3 separate regions of the Homo sapiens genome follow, and all the other regions are linked to region 3. A link is a contact called in ENCODE Hi-C or POLR2A ChIA-PET data. All regions are on one chromosome and are shown on one strand. The core of a region is the stretch at or near the end of the contact, and the rest is flanking DNA. Distances in the headings are between cores, read along the strand shown. Region 1 holds the start of P4HB (prolyl 4-hydroxylase subunit beta). Region 2 holds the start of MRPL12 (mitochondrial ribosomal protein L12). Region 3 holds the start of CYBC1 (cytochrome b-245 chaperone 1).

The links. Hi-C counts contacts between places; a loop is a spot of excess contacts on that map. ChIA-PET counts read pairs that join two places held with the same protein, here RNA polymerase II (POLR2A). Pooled maps may share reads with other maps.
Region 1: a loop to region 3 is called in a map with no recorded cell type, with 18 times the contacts of the local background. The contact joins the promoter of P4HB here to the promoter of CYBC1 in region 3. A Hi-C loop is called at or near these places in 2 of 168 maps with a recorded cell type or tissue (CD4-positive, alpha-beta T cell and naive thymus-derived CD4-positive, alpha-beta T cell), 5 of 37 single-sample maps with no recorded cell type and 12 of 50 pooled maps. POLR2A ChIA-PET finds 5 or more read pairs at or near these places in 1 of 52 experiments (GM12878).
Region 2: a pooled map shows a loop between it and region 3 (6-fold over the local background). The contact joins the promoter of MRPL12 here to the promoter of CYBC1 in region 3. A Hi-C loop is called at or near these places in 1 of 37 single-sample maps with no recorded cell type and 6 of 50 pooled maps.

The regions. Positions count from the first base shown.
Region 1 is chr17:81,859,065-81,861,890 of GRCh38, reverse strand. It overlaps P4HB (prolyl 4-hydroxylase subunit beta), which reads left to right and starts at 1,356. Exons shown (of 11, transcript NM_000918.4): 1 at 1,356-1,564; 2 at 2,504-2,710. The coding sequence starts at 1,420. It overlaps LOC124904086 (a long non-coding RNA gene), which reads right to left and starts at 781. Exons shown (of 2, transcript XR_007065950.1): 1 at 752-781. RefSeq lists silencers at 1,236-1,455, 1,666-1,765.
Region 2 is chr17:81,701,917-81,704,616 of GRCh38, reverse strand. MRPL12 (mitochondrial ribosomal protein L12) reads right to left here and starts at 1,250. Exons shown (of 5, transcript NM_002949.4): 1 at 1,042-1,250; 2 at 187-373. The coding sequence starts at 1,115. It overlaps HGS (hepatocyte growth factor-regulated tyrosine kinase substrate), which reads right to left. Exons shown (of 22, transcript NM_004712.5): 22 at 2,496-2,700. RefSeq lists a silencer at 883-1,262 and enhancers at 1,163-1,766, 1,753-1,822, 1,767-2,370.
Region 3 is chr17:82,449,225-82,452,186 of GRCh38, reverse strand. CYBC1 (cytochrome b-245 chaperone 1) reads left to right here and starts at 1,435. Exons shown (of 7, transcript NM_001033046.4): 1 at 1,435-1,487; 2 at 2,895-2,962. The coding sequence starts at 2,933. RefSeq lists a silencer at 1,375-1,734 and an enhancer at 2,365-2,624.

The sequences.
Region 1 (2,826 bases), core at 107-2,606, 590 kb after region 3:
TTTTGTATTTTTAGTAGAGACGGGAGGTGAGGGGGTTTCACCATGTTGATCAGGCTGGTCTCGAACTCCTGACCTCGTGATCCGCCCGCCTCGGCCTTCCAAAGTGCTGGGATTACAGGCGTGAGCCACCGCACTCGGCCCCGCACACTCAGTCTTAGAAGTTTGATGTGCATTGCGCACTCACAGCCCGTCTCAGGTGGACTGGCCATATTTCAAGTGCTCAGGAGCCTCGGTGGCGGGTCGAGTCGGGAGGCAAACCCAGCTGCTGCCTTCGGAGTGAAGCAGCGCCCAGGGTATTTCCACAGCTGTGTAACAGCTGCGAGGTCTCCTGAGCCGACCAGAGCATCTGAGAAGCACCAGAGAAGGGGCAGCGTCACAGGATTTGGCAACCCGTGGGAAAGGAAGGAAGAGATCGCACAGGGCAAAGGGCCGCTCCCTGAAGGCCTTAGCGGGGAGTACCTTTCCTGCGGCCGCTCCACGCATGAGCAGCGTCTTCCTGGGGCCTGGGAGCCGGCAGGTCCCCGGGGCCCAGGTCCCGCCCCTCCCGCCCGTCTCTCCAGCCCCATTCTCCTAACCACCCGCCCTGTGCTCGTATCCCCTCCGAGGCTTCCTCGCACTGTGCGCACGATTCCCATGCCCAGGCCCTGCCGCCATGCCTCGGTGAGTGTCTCGCGTGACCTCGCGGAGCGCGTCGGACCGGGCCGGCTATCCCACACCGAGCCCACCGCCGACCCTAGGCGGCCAACCCCACCTTCCACGGCCGCCGCCGCACGCTTGACACGCGCGCCGGAAATTGCGTCACCCCAACTTCCGGTCCGGGGGCCGGGGGGCGTGCCAGTTGGGTACGCGGTCCAGTCAGAATGCAACACGAGGGGTTTCGGAAGCGCAGCCGCAGCTCCGCCCCTAAACTGGGAACTCCTCCCCACTGCCACGTTCGACGAAGGAACGCGCAGAGTGCGCGCATCCCTTGGCCAATCAGGAGGCGCAGAGTCCGTGCTACCGAAAGGGGCAGCCATTCCAGACCCGTGGAAGGTGCAGGCGAAAGCCACCAATTAGAAGCCAAGGCAGAAAAAGTTCTTGTCGGGAGCCAATGAGAGGCTAAGAAAGACAGCGAGCGCGAGGTCCTCGGCCAATCCCGAACGAAGGCCAGGGAGCACTCAGGAGCGTTTCCGAATCCGGGGCCAGGCCTGGTGTGAGTGTCCAATCCGAGAGCGGCAAAGACGAGCCTCGAAGTCCGCCGGCCAATCGAAGGCGGGCCCCAGCGGCGCGTGCGCGCCGCGGCCAGCGCGCGCGGGCGGGGGGGCAGGCGCGCCCCGGACCCAGGATTTATAAAGGCGAGGCCGGGACCGGCGCGCGCTCTCGTCGCCCCCGCTGTCCCGGCGGCGCCAACCGAAGCGCCCCGCCTGATCCGTGTCCGACATGCTGCGCCGCGCTCTGCTGTGCCTGGCCGTGGCCGCCCTGGTGCGCGCCGACGCCCCCGAGGAGGAGGACCACGTCCTGGTGCTGCGGAAAAGCAACTTCGCGGAGGCGCTGGCGGCCCACAAGTACCTGCTGGTGGAGTTCTGTGAGCGCCGGGCCTGGCGGGCGGGCGGGGCTCGGGGCCGCTGAGCCAGGCTCTTGGGACGCAGGCACGGCCCGGCAGCCCCCGGGGTCGGGACCCCCGGCGCGCCCGGAACTGAAGGGCTCCCTTGCTGCCCGCCTTGGGGGCCATGTCAGGGGCTCCCTGGGGGTGAGAGCCGGGCTGGGAGCCGGGGGGCCGTCCCGATGCCCGCCCTGCGCACGGCAGGATCTTCCTGTTAGTGCGAGAAGAACAGGATCGACCTGTGTGAGCAAACAGAGCAAGCCAGTGTCCAGCCTTGCCGAGTCCTCCCCGGGGGCCGACCCGGAAGGCGCCCCGCTCCTGCCCACCCCACCTTCAGCTTGCCACAGCAGTCCTTCCGATGGTGTCTCAGAGGAGAATCCCAAGCCTTCCTCACGTCCATAAGGATTTGAGCTCTGTCCCTGGGGTGGGAACCTTGTGCCTGACACAGCTGCTAACTCTATTGACAGATCGTCTTATTCTCACCCTAAGCAACTCAGGGTCTGTGTGCACGGATGTGCATCTCATACTCACAGCTAGTGCTGGTACAGGCCGCCACGGTCACTTCTTCACTTTTGTCTGTAGTCTTAAAGGGAAAGTCTAGGGGAGATCCTTGCCTTAGTTGCCTGTGGGGAATAAGAAGTCAGCAACCATTGAAAGGTTTGTCTGGCTGTGCTGATGGTGACATAGCAGAGTGGGGGCTGGTGTTGGTTGGTGGTAGTTTGTCGTTCACGGCCTCTGTCCTGATATTGCCCAAGAACACCAGGCTATCAGCTCAGCCTTGTGCGTTAGGAGGGGTTATCTTGGTGAGTAGATAAGGTTTTTATGAAGGGAAATGCCAGAGGAAAAAGGGAAGCACTGCTGAGGGATCAAGGCTGCTTTAGGGATCAAGGCTGCTTTCTAGCATCTCATTTCCGCTTCCAGATGCCCCTTGGTGTGGCCACTGCAAGGCTCTGGCCCCTGAGTATGCCAAAGCCGCTGGGAAGCTGAAGGCAGAAGGTTCCGAGATCAGGTTGGCCAAGGTGGACGCCACGGAGGAGTCTGACCTGGCCCAGCAGTACGGCGTGCGCGGCTATCCCACCATCAAGTTCTTCAGGAATGGAGACACGGCTTCCCCCAAGGAATATACAGGTGTGGCTGTGGCACTGCCCTTGAACTGTCTTTAGAGAGGGACTGGCCTGCCGACTTGGAAGGGCAGGGGCAGCTGTCTGAGCGGTGGGGAGGCCGGGTTCCAGAGGCTTGGAGGG
Region 2 (2,700 bases), core at 1-2,500, 750 kb after region 3:
CAGTGTCCACAGCTGGCCCTCACACCAGCCGGAACCTACTGAGGAGGGGCAACTAGCCTGGCATGGACCTTGCACCTGGACAAACACACTTTTGACAATTTACCAAACTCCCAAAATACACCAGGAACAAAACACAGGGGCCCTGAAACTTCCAGCCCCTGGGTCTGTGCCACCCTCTCACGATACCTTCAGGAGCTCGTTGAGGTCTGAGATTTCCAAGAGAGTGAGGCTGGCGATGTCCTGGACCAGCTGCTGTATCTTGGGGGGGTACTCCTTGGGGGCGTTATCCAGGGGTGCACCAGCGAGGGCCTCACACCTCTGATGGCCGCTGCTCCTCATATGTCGCACGGCACAGACACATGGCACCTGTCGCCTAGCCCCCACCCCCAATTAAAACAGACTTGTCAGTCCTGGAATGGAAGGGGCTGCAGAAACCAGAGGGGCAGGACAACTGGGGGACTGGTGGGTGCCATAAGCTCAGGCTGGTAATCACTAGGGCCGGAAATTACCTAGCTCCTTGGTCCCAGTCCAGGGTTCTCAGACCTCAAGGGGTCCGTATTGATAAGATTTGCAAGTTACTTTAAATTCTTCAAAGAGCCTTAGAAAGCCACGTGTTTATTTGCAGCCATACCACTCAAACCTCAAGTTTCTGGTTTGAATGAACTACATCAACCCAGCGGTGGCGAAACTATTACTTAGGTGCATCTTCCTGCGCAAAGCCTCCCAAAACATGGGGGCCCCTGGCCGCAAAACGCCGCACCCACGGATGGGCCTTTGCTGCGGAAAAGGCTGAGGCCAAGGGAGGAGCAGGGAATCGTCCAAGGTCATCTGGGGCCGACCCCGGCGCTTTCCACGGCCCAGGAGGGAAGGGGCGTGCGCACCGGGAGGCCTCCTCCCCGCGCCCCCGATGGGACCCCCAAGCCCGGCCTGGCCGCTGCAGGGAGGCCGGCCCCGCCGCCCTCCTCGCCCGGATCGACCCCTCAGTGCCCGGCTGCCCCCTAACCCGCCTGCCGGCCCGGACCGCCCCAGGATCCCGCGTACCTGGCAAGGCGGAACGCAGCGGCCCGAAGCCCAAGGCAAGGCCCCCACAGGGGGCGAGCGGCCGCCGGCAGCATCGGTCCGCGGGCTGGAAGGTCACACGCGGTTCCCCGGGAGGAGGCGACGCTCTAGCCGCCTCGGCCGCCGGGCATTCGAGCTGGGGAGGAACGCTCTAGCCGCCACGGCTGCCGGGCATTCGAGCCGGAAATGACGCTCTAGCCGTACCTCGCGCTAGCCTCGTCTCACCCTGAGATTACCCACAAGGCGGCGCGCTGCGCAGACGCAAAAGCGTCGTCTGTGGCGGCAGCTAGACATCGGGCGACCCTCGTCCCGCCAGGTTTTGGGGTCGCGCAAACGAGCGACGGGGGCTGGGGCTCCGGATTCAGGTGTTCTTTCTTCAGCGCTCACGGGTTTCTGTCCGTACGCGATGCGAGCGAACGTCGCGGTCGAGGCTAGGGCCCCGAAGCCCGCAGTAATCCACGTCTCCCGCCCGCTCCGGGCCCCCAGTGCCGCCGTCGCGGGCGGAGGCGCGAGGTCTGGGCTTTGGCGCCTTCGCAGCCGCAGGCGACATCCTCTTTCCTAGCTAAAGCCCCAAACGCCCAGGTGGCTTCCTGGGAGAGCACGGCTGAGCCTCCGCCTTCAGATCAGAACAGGCAGAGCCTCCAAGGGCGGCTTGGGCCCAGTGCCTGCTTATCCTGCCCGTCTCTCCACACTTCTTCTTTCCCTGTCCGTTGGAGTCCATTCCTTCCTGGAAAAGCCAAAGCCGCGCTCCCCTAAGAGGCCTGGATGTGAAGGTGAGTGAGACGCCCTGGCCTCTGGGTGCAAAGGCCGGCGCCTGCCGCTTTCAACACTCAGGAGGCGCGTTTCAGCCCCGCTGGCCCCCGGCCGCAGACTCGGAGCGCTGAGCTCCCACCGTTCCCATCACCCGACTCCCTTCCCAGGAATGAGGAGCACCCGGGAAGCTTCAGCCACTACACGAAGGAGGCGCCAAGCCCAAACTCCTCCCCAGCTACCGGCGGGGTCAGTGCAGAGCCGCGGAGGGCACACATGAACCCTGGCACGCAGCCTCAGGGAGGGGCAGGCTGGAAATGACCCTGCCTGCAGCTGGGCCATCAGCCTGACCACCTGCCCCCTGAGCAAACGTTGATGCAGGTCGGGCGCGGTGGCTCATGCCTGTAATCCCAGCACTTTAGGAGCCCGAGGCAGGTGGATCACCTGAGGTTAGGCGTTCACGACCAGCCTGGCCAACATGGTGAAACACCGTCGCTACTAAAAATACAAAAACTAGCCAGGCATGGTAATGGGGTGCACCTGTAGTCCAGCTACTCGGGAGGCTGAGGCCCGAGAATCGCTTGAACCCAGGAGGCGGAGCTTGCAGTGAGCGGAGATCACCACTCCAGCCTGGGTGACAGAGTGAGACTCCATCTCAAAAAAATTAATTAAAGAAAAAACGCTGATGCTTTCTGAAATACATTTTATTATCGCTGTACCATTCTGGGGCACTGGAGATGGCAGCTGAGAAGCAGAGAAGCTGGAGACCTGAAGCCTCCACCCTTGGCTGTGGCTGCCGAGAGAGGCCCCTGCAGAGGGAGCCCCAGGCCACACCCAGACACCACAGCCAGCTCACAGTGCGGCCAGAGGGCACAGGCTGCTTGGGGGGTG
Region 3 (2,962 bases), core at 186-2,685:
GTGGGGTAAAGTACTTCCATTTCTTCCAAGGCTTCCTATCTGTCATGTAGTCCTATACCAGAGTCAGGCTGGAATTTGGCGTCATTGCTACAGAGTCTACTTTGTCAACTTCAAGATCTGTTTTTGTTTTGTTTTGTTATTTTTTATTGAGATGGAGTCTCACTCTGTTGCCCAGGCTGGAGAGCAGTGGCACGATCTCGGCTCACTGCAAGCTCTGCCTCCCGGGTTCACGCCATTCTCCTGCCTCAGCCTCCCGAGTAGCTGGGACTATGAGCACCCGCCACCACGCCCAGCTAATTTTTTTGTGTTTTTAGTAGAGATGAGGTTTCACTGTGTTAGCCAGGATGGTCTCAATCTCCTGACCTCGTGATCTGCCCACCTTGGCCTCCCAAAGTGCTGGGATTACAGGCGTGAGCCACCGCACCTGGCCACCTCAAGATCTGTTTTAATGTGAATGCTGGTCAGCTGTGTGCCTGAATTCCAAAAGGGAGGAGGGAGTGAGGTATGTCTGTCTCCCCCTTCCCATCACTGCCTGAGCTAGTTTTTCAGGATAACTTGGGAATGCTCTTGGCCAAGCGGAAGGGTCCATTCAGATGGTTGAGGTTTCGAATTGCTGACTGTATCCTTGTAGAATCCTTTAGTACAGTCTTGTCTTCCACATTTCCAGTAATTCACTCTAGAAGCTTGTTCACATTCAGGTTAAATTTTTTCTGGCAAGACTACTTCATAGTGTTGTGTACTTCTGATATCTAACTGACCTTTTTGCGATGTTAATTAGCAGTCATTGATGACATTGCCTAGGTCCGTTAATTCATAGGGTGATGTTTTAATCCTACTGTTTCTTCTTCATTTATTAGCGGGAAAACTTCTATAATGAGAAATTCTTCTCATGCAGTATTTGGTTACTCTGCTGTAAATTTCATAAAGGCAGGACAAATGCTTGATGCTTTCCTTTTATTAACCAGGCCACAAACTGGGGTGAGCTTACCAGCATCCTCCAAAGGTGAACAGAGTTAAAAAATACATTATTATGAATTACAGACTGGAGCATCTGAGGATTTTAAATTCACTCGAATTCCTGTTCTTATTCATGCTCAAATCTTCTTTTTTGGCAATGAGAACCGCTTCAGTTTCGCTTCTATGTTAGCAAGACGTTCATAGTCCTTGGTAAGTTCTTTGCTGTCGGATACGTTTCCCCGCACGTTTCTTTTTTTCAAGAAAACTGGCTTCTTTAGCAGGAACCACCCGCCTCCTCCTGCGGCTCCGCCCGGATCCCGGAAATCCGCTCGGCTCCGCCCCATCCAGGAAATGCTTGCGGCCCCGCCCCAATCCCGTAAGCGCGCGCGGCCCCGCCCCCAATCCCGGAAGCGCGCGCGGCCCCGCCCCCGAAAGTCGGCTCGGCTCCGCTCCAATCCCGGAAGTGCGCGCGGCCCCGCCCCCGCCGGTTCGCGTCTCTCTGCTGCGGCGCGGGGACCGCTGTGCTCTCGGTAGGCGGCTGGGCTGGGTGGGCTCCGCACTTCCTTCCCGCTCCGTGCCGCGCGTCCCGGCACCCTTAGGCCCACTCCGGGAGGGGTCTGCGTCCTGGGCCCGCCTGCCGGCTGTTCCGTGTCCCGCCGTGCCCGTCGCGGGCGGCCTCGCGCCTGTTCCGCTGCAGGTTGGCCCCGGCGGCGGGAGCGCCCCCGATCCGGACAAAGAAACGAGCGCTCGGTGCGACTAGCGGCGCGGGCGGCTTTGCCAGCGCGCGTGTGCTTGTGTCCGCGAGTGTGCGTGTGTGTGTGCATTTGGATGTGGAATGCCGGGTGTTTCGGGAGCAATGAGGCAACTGAGGCCCGGGAGGGAGCCCAGTCATATACCAGCATCTAGGATTGGTTTGTGTGATTTGAACCCACTATTTTTTATTTTTTTGAGACACGGTCTCACTCTGTCACCCAGGCTGGAGTCCAGTGGCACGATTTCTGCTCACTGCAGCCTCCACCTCCCGGCCTCAGGTGATCCTCCCAGCTCAGCCTCCTGAATAACTAGGACCACAGGCGTACACCACCACACCGGGCTGTTTTATGTATTTTCTGTGGAGACGGGGTTTCGCCACGTTGCCCTGGCTGGTCTTGAACTCCGTGACTCAAACAATCCGCACGCCTCGTCCTCCCAAAGTGCTGAGATTACAGGCCTGAGCCACCGCGCCCAGCCTGAACCCCCTACTTAATGTCAGAAATTTGATTTGACTTCACAGGGAAAGCCCTGAGAAACTACCAGAACGGGGTCCCTGGGGCCAGTGTTGGGAGCGTACGGTGAAGTGGCAGGGCTGCTGCGCCCGTGCGGAACTCCGCTGTGGAAGATTAGCCCCTTTGGTGACTCGTCGGTTCTGGCCGCTTTGGGACCCTCTACTGTGCAGTCTGAACTTTCAGCAGGTGGAGGAGGGCAGAGAGAGAGCTGAGATCGTTGGTCCATGCCAGTGCGAGAGCCAGTACGGCCGGAAGCCATGATGGGACTTTCAGTTCCTTTCTTGGTGGAGGCCAGCACAGGGGAGAGGGGGTGCCCACAGATGCTAGAAGCTTAAAGGCTGCTGGGGGCTAGCGGCCTCAGGACATAAGGTTTCCAGACAGGACGGGGCAGGTGGTGATGCAGCTGTAGCTCGTGAGTCTGAGCGGGAAACAGCCCCCGCGCAGTCGGTGTCGCTGTGAACGGAAAAGGGCCTTCCTTACACAGGAAACGGGGTCTCTGGGGGATCCAGTGACGTGCCCAACCACAGAGACCAGGTGAGACTGGCTGATGGTGTCTGGGGCTGCAGGTGACTTAGTTGGGGGACCTGCTCTTGGCCTCCAGACTGGGCCTGATGGCGTGGGCGCCTGCCTGTGTGCAGGCCCAAGGGCTCAGCTGCCTCTGTCTGTTCCCAGACCCCTCCTCCTGTAGAGAGTGGTGCTGCCCTCTCGGGATGTACCTGCAGGTGGAGACCCGCACCAGC